2 separate regions of the Homo sapiens genome follow, and region 2 is linked to region 1. The links are chromatin loops, found by intact Hi-C in ENCODE. Cell type or tissue: mucosa of descending colon. All regions are shown on one strand. Links, peaks and the distances in the headings refer to the core of each region. The heading gives the core; the rest is flanking DNA.

Region 1 (2,910 bases), core at 251-2,750:
GGGTGGACACTTGAGCAGGACCAGAACCACCAATCCCCAGGGGAAGCCTTGCCCATCCCTTGGCTGCAGGGGCAGTACCCTGTGTGTTTCCTCCTGGGGCAGGGCTCCTGTTGCTGCCCAGGACCCAGTGGAAAGGATGGTGTGACAGGTGCACCAGTGGACCCTGAGACACCCTCTTTGTCCTCAGGCTTTGACCAATGAGCACAGTAGCCAATCGGAGATCAAAGCTGGATAACCAGGAAAATCTGGATCTCAACTGTGTGTGTGCCTGGGGGTAGGACTGCCAGATTTAGCAAAACAAAAACAAATTTAAAAACAGGGTATATCTAGACCGGGTGCGGTGGCTCCTGCCTGTAATCCCAGCACTTTGGGAGGCCAAAGCGGGTGATCCACCTGAGGTCAGGAGTTAGAGGCCAGCCTGACCAACGTGGTGAAACCCCATCTCTACTAAAAGTACAAAAAGTTAGCCGGGCATGGTGGCGGGCACCTGTAATCCCAGCTACTTGGGAGGCTGAGGCAGGAGAATTGCTTGAACACCCAGGAGGCAGAGGTTGCAGTGAGCTGAGATTGCACCATTGCACTCCAGCCTGGGCGACAAGAGTGAGACTCCGTCTCAAAAACAAACAAACAAACAAACAGAAAAAACAGGATATCCAGTTAAATTTGAATTTCAGATAAACAATTTTAAAATAATGTCTCAAGCAGAAGTTGGAACATACTTATACCCAAAAAGTATTTGTTTATTTGTAATTCCAATTTAACTGGCATATTATTCTGTATTTTATCTGGCAACCTAGAATGGGGGTAATAGCCCCCCAAATCGCTCCCTTTGTTAATTGGTCCCTGTCTTCTGTCCCCCAACCCCTAAAGGCAGCAGCTGACTCCCCCAACTAGGGGCGGGGCCTGTTAGGGTCAGGCAGTGCCTCTAACCCAGACGCTGAGCAGGAGAGCAGAGAGGGGGTGCTTCAGCCTGAAACTACCCCTTCCCCAGAAGGCTGGGGTCCCAGGCGGGCCTGGCACCTGGGCTCAGAGGCTCTGGCTGGATTTGCCAAACTCCCTGATTGTAGCATGTTTGTTTCTGGTCTGGGGAGCTGTTGAGTACCTGGAGCTGCCCTCTTCCCTGGGGCTCCTCCTGGCAGGCGGCTTCCGACCCTGCCCTCAGGTGGGCTGGCCCTTTCCAGGGCAGGAGAAAAGATACCTCTCCAGAAAAGAGGGAGGCGCAGCCTGGGAGTGGGGGCTCGACCCAGGAGCGAGAAAGAGGAACCCCAGCCAGGCAGGACCCGCCCCAGAAGGTCACTGCTGTTGCTGGCAGCCAGTGAAAAGAGGATCCAGAAAAGGAGAGGGCTTGTTTCTGGTCAGCACCGAAGAAGGAAGGTGTGGAGAGGAGGGGCCGGGCCGAGAGCAAATACCGCCTTTTTGGTGCAGCAGCAGCCCTGTCTCTGACCCCGGCCGTCCTGGGGAGATGAGGTTTAAACCAGCAGACCCTGAAGGGAAACTTGCAGGACCCACAGCAAGCCTGGTACAGGCGGAGGAGGCCTTGCTGTCCCTTTTTGGCCCGTGGGGCTGTCCATCTTAAATTTAAGGAAGAGGGAGGCGGGGTGCAGGGACTCACACCTGTAATCCCAACACTGTGGGAGGTGGAGGCGGGGTGCAGGGACTCACACCTGTAATCCCAACACTGTGGGAGGTGGAGGCGGGAGGATCGCTTGAGCCCAGGGGTTCAAGACCAGCCTAGGCAGCATAGTGAGACCCCATCTCAATTTAATAAATAAATAAGGAAGAAAGAGGGAGACAGTAGCTGCTCAAATCATGGGTGGGAAAGCTGGGCCTGGGAGCGTTTAGCTGGTGGGGTCTTGGCGAAGGCGGGGGACGGGCAGAACCTTGGGTTCATCATCTCTGGGAACCCTTTGTGCACCCATCACCTAGCAACAGGATGCAGCCTTCCCTCCGCCCTGGAAGGCCAGGTCACAAAGGCCATCAGGGCTTGTCCGGGAGCCGGTATCCCCTAAGACTGCCCTGTGCCTCTCGCGGCGATCCCGGCCCAGCGGCTGGGCGTTAGGGCCACCGCTCATGTGCGTCATCTGCTTCGTGAAGGCGCTGGTGCGCGTGTTCAAGATCTACCTGACCGCCAGCTACACCTACCCATTCCGCGGCTGGCCCGTGGCCTTCCGCTGGGATGACGTGCGCGCCGTGGGCCGGAGCAGCAGCCACCGGGCGCTGACCTGCGCGGCAGCCGCGGCGGGCGTGTGGTTGCTGCGGGACGAGACGCTGGGCGGGGATGCGCTGGGGCGGCCTCCACGTGGGGCGCGCAGCCAGGCGCAGTGCCTCTTGCAGCAGCTCCGCGAGCTGCCCGGCCAGCTCGCTAGCTACGCGCTGGCCCACTCGCTGGGCCGCTGGCTCGTGTACCCCGGCTCCGTGTCCCTGATGACGCGCGCGCTGCTGCCGCTGCTGCAGCAGGGCCAAGAGCGCCTCGTGGAGCGCTACCACGGCCGGCGCGCCAAGCTGGTGGCCTGTGACGGCAACGAGATCGACACTATGTTCATGGACCGCCGCCAGCACCCGGGCAGCCACGTGCACGGGCCGCGCCTCGTCATCTGCTGCGAAGGCAACGCGGGCTTCTACGAGATGGGCTGTCTGTCTGCACCGCTCGAGGCCGGCTACTCCGTGCTGGGCTGGAACCACCCCGGCTTCGGCAGCAGCACTGGCGTGCCCTTCCCTCAGCACGACGCCAACGCCATGGACGTGGTGGTCGAGTACGCACTGCACCGCCTGCACTTCCCGCCCGCGCACCTGGTGGTCTACGGCTGGTCTGTTGGCGGCTTCACGGCCACCTGGGCCACCATGACCTACCCGGAGCTGGGTGCACTGGTGCTGGACGCCACCTTCGACGACCTTGTGCCGCTGGCGCTG
Region 2 (2,910 bases), core at 111-2,610, 210 kb before region 1:
TGACAGTGTGAGACTCCGTCTCAAAACAGAAAGAAAAAGAGAGAGAGGAAGAAAGGAAGGAGGGAGGGAGGGAGGAAAAGAAGAAAGGAAAGGAAAGGAAGACAGACAAGGCAGAAGTAATCAAGCCTTTCATGGTGAGCTGGGTCTTCTGGTGACAGTGCAGAGAATGGTCTGTCCTGACTTAAATTTCCTGGTGACCTACACTTTTCTGGACAGAGCAGCACAGAGCCCAAGAGGGTGTAAGGAGGAGCAGAAAGGAATCCCAGGGTGGGCAGGCCCGTGCGAGAGCCTTTGGGGGAAGGAATGAGACTTTGAGCCGGGAAGCGAGGCAAAGCTACCTGTCTTGGTCATTGTCTTCAGGGAGGGAGATGGAGGGGGACCAGGTGGGGGAGCCTCACAGGGGACTTTGGTCTGACTTGTCAAGTTTTCTTTTTTTCTTTTTGAGATGGAGTCTTGCACTGTTGCCCAGGCTGCAGTGCAGTGGTGCGATCTCGGCTCACCGCAAGCTCCGCCTCCTGGGTTCACACCATTCTCCTGCCTCAGCCTCCCGAGTAGCTGGGACCACAGGCACCGCCACCACACCCAGCTAATTTTTTGTATTTTTAGTAGAGACGGGGTTTCACTATATTAGCCAGGATAGTCTCGATCTCCTGACCTCGTGATCCGCCCGCCTCGACCTCCCAAAGTGCTGGGATTACAGGTGTGAGCCACTGTGCCTGGCCTACTTTATTTTTTAGAAACAGGACTGTGCTCTGTTGCCCATGCTGGAGTGTAGGGTGCAGCTGTGCGGTTCACTGCAGCCTTGAACTTCTGGGCTTGACGGATCCTGCCATCTTAGCAGCTGGGACTACAGGTGCATGCCAGCACACCAGTTTTCTTTTTTTTTTTATCTCTGCTCACTGCAATTCCGCCTCCTGGGTTCTAGCGATTCTCCTGCCTCAGCCTCCCAAGTAGCAGGGATTACACGCACATGCCACCACACCCGGCTAATTTTTGTATTTTTAGTAGAGACAGGGTTTCACTATGTTGGTCAGGCTGGTCTTGAGCCACCGCGCCCGCCCGGCCTACACACCAGCTTAAAAAAAAGAAAAAAATAGCTGGGCGTGGTGGCTCATGCCTGTAATCCCAGCACTTTGGGAGGCTGAGGCAGGCAGATCACCTGAGGTCAGGAGTTCAAGACCAACCTGGCCAACATGGCGAAACCCTGTCTCTACTACAAATATAAAAATCAGCCAGGCGTGGTGGCGGGCTCCTCTAATTCCAGCTACTTGGGAGGCTGAGGCAGGAGAATCACTTGAACCCGGGAGGTGGAGGTTGAAGTGAGCCAAGATCGAGCTACTGCACTCCAGCCTGGGAGCAAGACTCCCGTCTCAAAAAAAAAAAAAAAATTTGTAGTGGTATGGAGGCCGGGCATGGTGGCTCACGCCTGTAATCCCAGAACTTTGAGGGGCCAAGGCGGGCAGATCATGAGGTCAGGAGTTCGAGACCAGCCTGACCAACATGATGAAACCCTGTCTCTACTAAAAATAACAAAAATTAGCCAGGCATGGTGGCGGGCACGTGTAGTCCCAGCTACTCGGGAGACTGAGACGGGAGAATCGCTTGAACCCAGGAGGCAGAGGTTGCAGTGAGCTGAGATCACGCCACTGCACTCCAGCCTGGGTGACAGAGTGAGACTCTGTCTCAAAAACAAACACAAACAAACATATATATATATACATGTATATATATAATATATATATACGTATATATACACGTGTATATATATAATATATATACACGTGTATATATATTATATACATATATATACACGTGTATATATATAATATATATACATATATACACGTGTATATATATAATATATATACGTATATATACACGTGTATATATAATATATATACGTATATATGTATATATTAATATATATACGTATATATACACGTGTATATATTAATATATATACGTATATATACACGTGTGTATATATTAATATATATACGTATATATGTGTGTGTGTGTATATATATATGTATATATATATATATATATACATATATATATACAGAGAGAGAGAGAGTAGTGATAGGTCTTGCTGTCTTGTCCAGGCTGATCTTGAACTCCCGGCCTCAAGAGACCCTCCCACCTCAGCCTCCCAAAGCACTAGGATTATAGGTGTAAGCCACAGTACCTAGCCTATTAAAAATTAATGTTAAACAAGAGGATGTGATGAGGGAGTTAGAGGGTGTGCCAGCCATGTGTTCCACAGCAGCAGGTCAGGAGACATTGGGGACATTTAGAGGAGCTGAAGAGGTGGCCAACCCTGTGCTCAGGAGGACGGGGGAGGGAGAGAGCAAGAGGGAGTTTGGGCTGGGGCAGAACGTACCTGGGTCCTGAGAGGATAAGAAGGTAGGGACTTGGCCCCTCCAGGCCTGACTCTGCCAGCAACCAGCTCCCTATCAGCAGACTCCAGGCCCCTACCCTTCAGCTCATCCTTCCTTATCACACATCCAAAACTCTGAATGTGGCCGGGCGCAGTGGCTCACGCCTGTAATCCCAGAACTTTGGGAGGCTGAGGCAGGAGGATCGCTTGAGAACAAGAGTTTGAGACCAGCCTAGGCAACATGGTGAAACCCCATCTCTACTAAAAATATAAAAATTAGCTGGGTGTGGTGGCACATGCCTGTTGCCCCAGCTACTCAGGAGGCTGAGGCAGGAGAATCACTTGAGCCTGGAAGGCGGAAGTTGTAGTGAGCAGAGATTGTGCCACTGCGTTCCAGCCTGGGCAACACAGCGAGACTCTGTCTCAAAAAACAAAAACTGGAATGTGTTTACCATAAAGGCCAGAAAATGTGATTAACAGCTGCTCAAAGCCCCTGTCTGCCCTAAGCCTGAAATTTTCACCGAAAAAAA

What was found. Hi-C counts contacts between places; a loop is a spot of excess contacts. Peaks named below come from ENCODE experiments on the same cell type or tissue, not always from the same donor. Only the 100,000 strongest peaks of a DNase experiment are listed, where the experiment ranks them.
Region 2: a loop joins it to region 1, with 7 times the contacts of the local background. A loop is called at or near these places in 15 of 110 quality-filtered maps.

The regions. Positions count from the first base shown.
Region 1 is chr20:63,859,471-63,862,380 of GRCh38, forward strand. ABHD16B (abhydrolase domain containing 16B) reads left to right here and starts at 2,028. Exons shown (of 1, transcript NM_080622.4): 1 at 2,028-2,910. The coding sequence starts at 2,071. It overlaps ABHD16B-AS1 (ABHD16B antisense RNA 1), which reads right to left. Exons shown (of 2, transcript NR_165314.1): 2 at 1,745-2,910. In mucosa of descending colon, for the core only: no CTCF peak of the experiment used is centred there; DNase peaks (open chromatin) are centred at 1,283, 1,970 and 2,560.
Region 2 is chr20:63,645,931-63,648,840 of GRCh38, forward strand. The region is part of intron 1 of STMN3 (stathmin 3); the gene reads right to left. Among named protein-coding and RNA genes, the nearest start is that of STMN3, 6.0 kb to the right of the region's middle. RefSeq lists a silencer at 2,306-2,600. In mucosa of descending colon, for the core only: no CTCF peak of the experiment used is centred there; no DNase peak of the experiment used is centred there.